Linked DNA regions of Homo sapiens: region 1 is linked to region 2. A link is a contact called in ENCODE Hi-C data. All regions are on one chromosome and are shown on one strand. Each heading gives the region's core, a stretch centred on a gene start or an enhancer-like site at or near the end of the contact. The rest is flanking DNA. Distances are from core to core; before and after follow the strand shown. Region 1 holds the start of SNX1 (sorting nexin 1). Region 2 holds the start of VPS13C-DT (VPS13C divergent transcript).

Region 1 (4,389 bases), core at 1,435-3,934, 2.0 Mb after region 2:
GCTTCCTAACCAGGCACCCTAGACTTGTGGTCTCCCCACAAGTCTTGGAATGGTTACTAAGACGTAGGCCACACGTGGAGAATGAAGCTTTTAAGACCTCTGGGTTCGGCTTGCCCCAGGTTTACGAAGAGCCCAGTTCCCAGAAAGACCCACACCCCCCACGTGACTTAGGACCCCGAAGAAAGCGCCTGCTACGCCCCGGACAAGATCTGGCCAAAAACAAACAAACAAACAAACAAAAAAAAAGGTCTCCCCTCCCAGCCCTCAGGTGAGGCCATCATCCCCGCACCCCTCAGCTCCGGCCTGCACCTATAACGCCAAATGCTGTGCTGGGTAAAATTAATTACCATAAACTTCTAGCGCTTTCTCTTCCATGATCCGGGGCTGCCGGGCAGCTCCCGGCTCAGAGAGGCCGGAGAGCCACAGGACTCTGCTCAGCGTCCAGGAGAGCAGCCCGGACACCCGCTGCATCTTCACGCTCAGCCATCCCTGGCGACTGTCCCAATCGCGCCACCGTCTCTCAGCAGCCTCGGGATTGATCAACTTCCTGGTCTTCAAATGGGCCGAGACAAGCCTAAAGGTTCAGGAGAGCAGAGAAAAGGCGGGGCCAGACGGAGTAGCTCGAAGGACCTAGGGAAGGGGCCTCAAGGACTACAAGTTCCAGCGTGCTTTGCTCGATTTCGGCGGGACAAAAACAATCTTCGCGGCTCGTCAGCACATTGCATGCTGGGATGCGTGAGCTATTTTCTTCGGAAGGCAGCGAATTGTATTCTGGGACTTGTAGTGTCCGCCTGGTAGAAGTGGATGTAACGGTCTGTTAACCGCGACTGACTCACTCAGTATCCGTGATAAGTTAAAGATGAATCCTGAAGGGGTAGGGGAAAGGAGATCTTGAGTTCTCCAGCACGGAGACTCTTTACAATTATTTCTCCGCGGGATCCGCTGACAGCCAACGTCTTTCTTACTTCCTGATCGGACAGGAAGTAGGTTTCAGTTGCTGTGAAAAGGGATGTCATGGGAAGCCAGTGAGGTAGTCAGGTATGGCATGGGGAGGGCTTTTTGGCTTTCTCGTCTCCTAAGGGACTCAGTCCAGCACAGCTTCCCACCTTTGAACGAATATTTCTGCTAATGGCCTCCAAAGACAACTTAGAACATAAGTTTTCCCGTGTCTAATGTGTACAGTGGTGACATAATGGAGATCGCCATCCTTAAAAGTGTATCTTGGCCGGGCGCGATGGCTCACGCCTATAATCCCAGCACTTTGGGAGGCCGAGGCGGGCGGATCACCTGAGGTCAGGAGTTCGAGACCAGCCTGGCCAACATGGGCAAACCCCGTCTCTACTAAAAAATACAAAAATTAGCTGGGCGTGGTGGCAGGGGCCTTAATCCCAGCTACTTGGGAGGCAGAGGCAGGAGAATCGTTTGAACTCAGGAGGCAGAGGTTGCAGTGAACCAAGATCGAGCCATTGCACTCAAGCCTGGGGGAGAAGAGCGAGACTTCCCTCAAAAAAAAAAAAAAAAAAAAAAGTGTATCTTAAGCCCTCTGGTGTTCGTGGGTGTGATGGATGCCAGTAACAAAATCGATTTTATTTTATCCATCCATCCCTCCGATCAAATTTGTAGGTACTAATTTGCCATAGGTGATCCATAGGCATGGAAGATACAAAGATAAAACGCTGCCCCCGCCTTCAAACAGCTCACATGACCTGTGAGGGAGTCCATCCCTGAATTTGCAGTTACAACCAAACTAACTAAACCTCTTGTCAAAGTTGGTGACAAATGCCATTTCTATTGAGAAGATAGGATTATCTTGCAGAATTGTCCCATGCTAACATGCCCATTTATCTTTAAACTCCAGTCTTGTTTGTCTAGTTAATGTAGGCCTTAGGATCACCAGACAATGAATTGCTTAGGTCCCAAGGAAATTTTGGTCAGGGTTCAATAATTTCCCTGCCGTCTATTCCACTCCACTTACTCCACAGCAATTGAGAGGATAATCCTAACATTTTTCCAGCCAAATCTAGGACACTGAGGCCTCACTTCATCTGTGAGGCCTCCCTACTTCTCCAAGCAGAATTGATTATCTCTTTCCCTGTGCTCCCACAGGGCACCATAGCATTGAACATGTCGAACTGTCGATTAAATACCTGATTTCTGTATCTGAAACTCACAGCAAGGTGCCAGGCATACAGTAGATGCTCAGTATCTGTATTTCTTAATGAATTAACTGAATGTTGCTCAAGGAATAAGTGGTGAAGCTTTCTTCTAGTCTTGTTCAGATACCTCAATCGAAATATTTATTGACTCTCTGTGAGGGCATTGTGCTTGGCATGGGTAGATGGCATGTAGAGGTTTTCAAACATTTTAGTGACACTCCTTCATTCAGACGAACTCTTAGAAGCCTGTTGGATAAAGCTATCCAGAGCACAAAGGGCCCTAGAAACCTGAGCAGCCCCTAACTCCTACTTTTCTGCCCCTTTGGCCCCACTCGTTAATATCTCAGCATCGCGAACCAGGCCTCGGATTTGCTGCGCAGCCTCAGCTGGCCGGGTGCCGCCCCGCCCCCAGCGCCTAAGCCCCGCCCCTAGGTCTCCGCCCCTCGGATCCCACGGGGTCCCTTGCGGCCCTCCCACTCCTCGCACCGTTGGATCGCTTTGCTCACGGCGCTATCTCTCGATAAAGTTGTTGTTGCGGCTTCCGCCGCGGGTGGAAGAAGATGGCGTCGGGTGGTGGTGGCTGTAGCGCTTCGGAGAGACTGCCTCCGCCCTTCCCCGGCCTGGAGCCGGAGTCCGAGGGGGCGGCCGGGGGATCAGAACCCGAGGCTGGGGACAGCGACACCGAGGGGGAGGACATTTTCACCGGCGCCGCGGTGGTCGTGAGTTTGCACCCCTCGGGGTAGCAGGCGGGAGGGCACCCCGAAAGGGAAGAGAGGCTAAGCGAGAATCGGGGAGGTTGGGCAGAGTGGGCCCGGTGAGACCTTGCCTCGGTGTCAGCAGTCCGGGCCCCGGGGACCCTGGATGTGCTCGAAGCGGTAGAGCTTGGCTTCCCGGCCCCCAGGCGGGAAGAGTAAAGAATGAGGGTTGTGGTGCCTTCGTCGGCTAGCTCCCTAACAGCCGAGAACCGCCGACGCCGTCCTTTGACCCTGCAGTGTGGTGACACTCCACGGATCCACGGGGTTATTTTGCAGGTCGTGTCCTGCCAAGGCAGATTCAGTAGGACGGAATAAGCGAATGGGATGCAGACCTTTCCCCCGTCTTACTGCTTCTAAGATGAATAGCGTTATGTGGACTAGCCTGGGGTGGTGACCCGCCCACCAGTTCTTTCTTTAGCCCAGCATTTACCGATAATAACCAAAGGCCCTTTCTGGATCTTAGTTTACAAAAGTTATGTTGATTCTTCTGATCTCTAGGAAAATCAGGCCAGAGGCTGGTGGACAGAAGGCACTGCCAGATAAATCACTACATAGATCAGAAAGCTTTCTCCTTTTTAAAGGGATGTGTTCAAGTGCCCACGTACCTCACTGGGAGCAAATCTGAAATGTGATGAGGAAATGGTGTTTCCCGTAATGTTACCGGTAGGAGGCCCTTGAGTGTAGGTTGTCGAGGTTCTTGGCATTTTGAACAAATAATTGGACAAAACGCACAAAATAACAAAGGAATGAAACACAAACGAAGCAGCGAAAGCAGGAATTTATTAAAGCGAGAAAGCACCCCACAGGGTGTGAGTGGGCCGGAGCAAGGGGCTCAAGAGCCCACTTACAAAGTTTTCTGGATTTTAAGTGCTCCTTTTATGGTTCCTATGGGTTACCCCTTATCTGGATGAAGGATTTGGTCTGTGGCTAAAGGCCGAGGTGAATTGGCGTCCTGTGCAGATGAACGGATGGTCCCTGCTTGGCCTGCGGCCAGTCTAAGGCACTCTCCCTTTCCATGTGAGACGTGGTGGATGGGGAGGGTTGCAGGGATAGTAGCCTTTGATCCTTTGCCACTCGGGCGTGGGCAGATGGGTTTTTTCCTTTTGGTTTAGCTTTAGGAAGTTGGCCTTAATTGGCCTTAGGTTCCCTGCCCCCAAACCCAGGGGGTTCCTTTTGGGAATTCAGCTTTGGGAAGTCAGCACGAATTGGCCTTAGATTCCTTGCCCCCAGACCTTGGTGTTTTCTCTTTTAGAAAGTTAACGTAAGTTGACCTCAGATTCCCTGCCCCCAAACCTTGGTGTTTTTCCTTGATTCAGCATGAATTGCCCTTAAGTTCCCTGCCTCCAGACCCTATTCTCCTGCCTCAGTAATAAATATCCGGGTCTCTAATAAGAGTTAGGTATTAGAAAAAAATAATCTTTGTAATGTGGAAATCAGTAATCAGTTATGGAACCAGTAGAGATGTTTTGGGCTATTTT
Region 2 (4,177 bases), core at 115-2,614:
GCAACATAAAAATTATTGAGGTATTATTTTTTTCTCCTACTTCATTAGGAGTAATGCTTATTCAAAACGATGTTTTAATTCATACAGCAAGTCTCAATTAGCACTAACCTCATATCAAGTGCTCCACAGCTACAGTGGCTAGTGGTTACCCTAGTGGACAGGGGAAGTCTATAGCTATTTGTTGTTGCTTGAATTAAAAGCAGATCCATACATTTGAGTCGTTTTTTGAATTTTCCTCCAAAGCTGACAAAGTTCCCAAACCTTTTGTGGAGTGAGAAAGTCCCAAAGTCCTCAAAGCTTAACACGTAATTCATGCAAACGATTAAGCTCGTTGAAGAGTGTATGTTTAAGTACACTATTTCCTGAATACTTTTATACACTTAATCTCCAGGATAAAAACGTTGGCATAAATTCCTGAGCATGCAACCAAGCAGACACCTAATTAATGACGATGCTGGTCGAGGCTTGAATTTCTCTCTATTGCTCCAAAACAAAATTCAAAATCCTCTTCGTATTGACGGAAAAGTAAATATTAAAGGAAGAAATCATTTTCACAGGAGCTGAAAGCATTAAGAGTAAGAATCCCTAAGCACACGCCTATCTTAAAGATCTCCTGCCCGTTCCTCTCCAAACCCGGTAATCCTAAAGAGAAGGAACCCAGTTCTTGCTCCCTGTAAAATGATAGTGAAGATAACTGCGAGATGCAACTTCCTCCTTTTTTCTTAGTGCCACTTCGAGCGTATATGACCAGACAACCATGCTCACTCCACGCGATACCGAAACAGAAAGGGCTCTGTTTTTATGCTGTAGGGCCAAAGGGGCCACCCTGAGTGCAGCGAGAGGACCACAGAAACGGGCAGGGCGGGGACAGCAGGGCCAGGGCTTGGCCTCGGGGGACGAGAAAGGTGGGAACTTTGGCAGCGCGGGCGGGATCCCGCCGCATCTCCCCAGCCGGAGTCGGGACTGGGACCCCGAGAATCCGCGGGCGGCAGAGGCTCCCGCATCTAGCACCTGCCGCACCGGGATGGGGAGTCTCAGGCGGCGCAGGGAGCAGGGCCCGGGCAGAATCCCGGACGGAGCAGCCCTCGGCTGGGCCCTCAGCGCCCGCAGCCCACTGGCCGCGCCCTCTCGCTTACCGCCCCAGATGCCCAGCTTCAGCTGGGACTTGTTCAGGTTCTCCACATAGTCCCCCAGGAAGCGGTTCAGCAAGTCCGCGACCACCGACTCCAGCACCATGGTGGCGCTGAGGCACAAGGAGAGGGAGGAGCCGGAACCGCCCGGCGCAGCTGAGGGCTGCGACCAGCGCTGCAAATGACAGCCCCTCCGGCGCAGGCCCACCCCCGCGCCGCGCGCGTGACCCCGCCGGTGCGCAGGCGCGCTGTCGCCCGGCCGGTAGCTAAGGAGGCCCAGCTGTGATCCCGAGGCTTTGTAGGCGCCGCAGCCCTGGCCCTCTAGAGGCCGACGGAGGAGTGCGGGGGAAGTTAGCTTGCGCCTGTCTCGTCAGCCGTGCACGAGAAAAAAAAGGACCTTCGAGAAGAACAAGGGAGGGCAAGAGTTACCGAGTACAGGGACATCTATGTGGCCGCTCTGCTTTCCCGCCGTCACCTGCTGTTGAACTCCGGCCGCATCGCGGTGTCCGGAGCCGCCTGGCCTGGAGTATGCGCTGAGCGTCACCTAGGCAACCACCCCTGCACCTGTGGATCAGGTGGGGGAAAGGGACCGACCGCGTTCTTGTCCTGCTAGAGTTCGACTCCGCCTGGGGCTTGGTCTCTGCTTCTTGAAAACATTGTTTTTTTATTTTGTTTCTGTTTTGTTTTGTTTTGAGACAGGGTCTCGCTCTGTTGCCAAGGGTAGAATGCAGTGTCGGGATCATAGCTCACTACAGACTTGACATCCTGGACTCAAGAGATCCTCCTGTGTCAGCCTCCCGAGTAGCTGGGACCACTGGCGCGCGACAAATAATTTGAAAGTGGGAGGAGGGGAACAGAACCACATCAAATGGCAGATATCATAGAATGAGAACTGAATATACGCGTTTTGTGGGAAACGCGTTCTTTTCCCCTTTCTCTAAGATTCGCTTTTAATTCACTAGCCACTAACCAGTTACCTATCTCATTACAGATATAAAAAACAAAACGTAGTAGTGCCTTTTTAAGTATGAGTTACTTGTTATTTATATATCACTTTCTTCCATGCTATCGTTGAACTGTCTTTGATGTAGCACGACCTTAAAAGCAGAGCTTTTATACCACAAGATCTTTCAACCCTTGTGAAATTTAACCACCCATTGAGATTCACCTCTTTAGAGAACTAGAAATTTTTTCCTAAAATATATTTCAAAAAGTTGTTGAGATACAGTACACAGGAAGAAACCTAAGAAATGCTGATTATTTGTAGTCACAAGCATTAATAAGTGCTTTGCTACGAGGAAGTGTCTGAGAAACTATTCGTGTATTTTTCTTAAACAACCTAGGCTTGCACAGGATCACAAAGAAAAATCTTAAATTCAAAGTCCGCTGGAGAAGAAAGAAAATCAAAATGGCTACAATTGGTGTTGTGTATTAAATAAAATTAAAAGTACAAAGAAAGACCCAGTCAGTACTAACTAGTACTATCAAGATCACATTCCTCTCCCACTTTTGCACACTCCATTCCTCTTTAAGAAGATAAATCCTTAACCGTCTGTTTTTCCTAGCTGGTCACAAAGACAAAATACTAGTAAGTACTTTGGATTTCTTCACCATCCACAACCAAATAACAGCCTAACCTGTCTATTTTGCTTTTGCCATCTTTCCTAAATTCTCCATGTTTTTCTTCTGGACCATGCCATCCATCTCCTTGAAATTCACTTCCTAGCCTCCAGTTATTCCTTCCTCCAGTCTATTCTCATGAACACCGGATGTGTTTTCCCAAAGCACAGGTGAGCTTAGGTTAGTCACCTGCTCAAAAACATCCAATAACTTCCCAGTGTTTAGAACACTCTCTTCAAACTTTCTCCACGTTCTTTCTAGTCATACACTCTAACAATCCCGCTTCCTTTTTACATTCACACTGACTATGCTCCAAGAGGAATGTAAAGAAGCAATATATGTTCTGGTTGAGATAAGGCATGTACCATAAAAAGTTAAGAAAGAAGCCAATCCAAGGATGTATGAATAACAGTATAAGATGATAGGAAAGATGGCACAGGCAACATAGCTTGGTCAAGCAGGTGGAGCAATAGGCACAATCTCTTGGGAGAAGTGAGTAACACTAATGCTTTGTCTAATAAAGTAATTCCTTACAGTTCTATGGTATAACTTGGTAATTTTGAAAGAATAATGTGTAAATGTGCTTTCATATGCATCATTCAATTTTATTATGTTTCAGTTATACTTTGTAAGGCCTCATGTCATTATTATGCGAAGGTAGGCATTTTTGTGTACTCCTCACAAAAGAGCTGTGAGGTAGCTAATGCAGGTAGTAGTATGGTCCTCATTTTACAGAAAAATTAAGCTCGGGAATGTTAAGTGACTTACCCAAAGTCACACAGCAGATATTAATTTCCTTTGATTCTCTGAGCACTGCCACCCTTTTCTCTTCTGGTAATTATACAATTTAATCAACACTGGGCTATTAGTCATTTTCAGAGATCTTACTTTGAAAGGTTCATGACAGAAAAAATAAATCTCAGAGTGGAAAATTTGGCTCTACATTTTTGGTACAAAAAAATGCTATTATCATGTAGTATAAAAAGCTTTAAATTTTACTATTTTCCATTTTCAGCATGTTTTAAGGGATTGATTATGTGCATTCAGTAATGCCCCAAATCTTCCATTATTTAACAAGTCAGAAATATACAGTCCCAATTTAAAACAAACTATAACCAATGTCAAGAAACACCATTAGCACCCTTATGTATGGCATTATATCAGAAATAATTTGGATAACAGAGGTTAAAGAAAATGAGCATTCTAATTAATTATAGTTCTTGCCTTCATTCTGGCTTAAGAACAATGAGAATGACAACAAAGGAAATTACAAAACTAAACTTCAATGAGGGACTAAACAATAAAAACAGATGAGCAAAGTATTTCTGTTAAAAACAAAAGTATAAGTTAGGGACACTTAAAAATTAACTCAAAAGTGTTTAAAAAAAAAAAAAAAACTTCACACTAACCACCACCCATACCCTATT

The links. Hi-C counts contacts between places; a loop is a spot of excess contacts on that map. Pooled maps may share reads with other maps.
Region 1: a loop to region 2 is called in a map of tibial artery, with 12 times the contacts of the local background. The contact joins the promoter of SNX1 here to the promoter of VPS13C-DT in region 2. A Hi-C loop is called at or near these places in 2 of 168 maps with a recorded cell type or tissue (CD4-positive, alpha-beta memory T cell and tibial artery) and 9 of 50 pooled maps.

Annotation. Positions count from the first base shown.
Region 1 is chr15:64,093,298-64,097,686 of GRCh38, forward strand. SNX1 (sorting nexin 1) reads left to right here and starts at 2,685. Exons shown (of 15, transcript NM_003099.5): 1 at 2,685-2,875. The coding sequence starts at 2,717. CIAO2A (cytosolic iron-sulfur assembly component 2A) reads right to left here and starts at 541. Exons shown (of 5, transcript NM_032231.7): 1 at 348-541. The coding sequence starts at 471. RefSeq lists enhancers at 1-178, 224-953, 2,669-2,788, 2,929-3,008.
Region 2 is chr15:62,059,139-62,063,315 of GRCh38, forward strand. It overlaps VPS13C-DT (VPS13C divergent transcript), which reads left to right and starts at 1,365. Exons shown (of 2, transcript NR_135690.1): 1 at 1,365-1,705; 2 at 1,830-3,296. It overlaps VPS13C (vacuolar protein sorting 13 homolog C), which reads right to left and starts at 1,309. Exons shown (of 85, transcript NM_020821.3): 1 at 1,137-1,309. The coding sequence starts at 1,236. RefSeq lists a silencer at 1,171-1,520 and an enhancer at 1,571-1,620.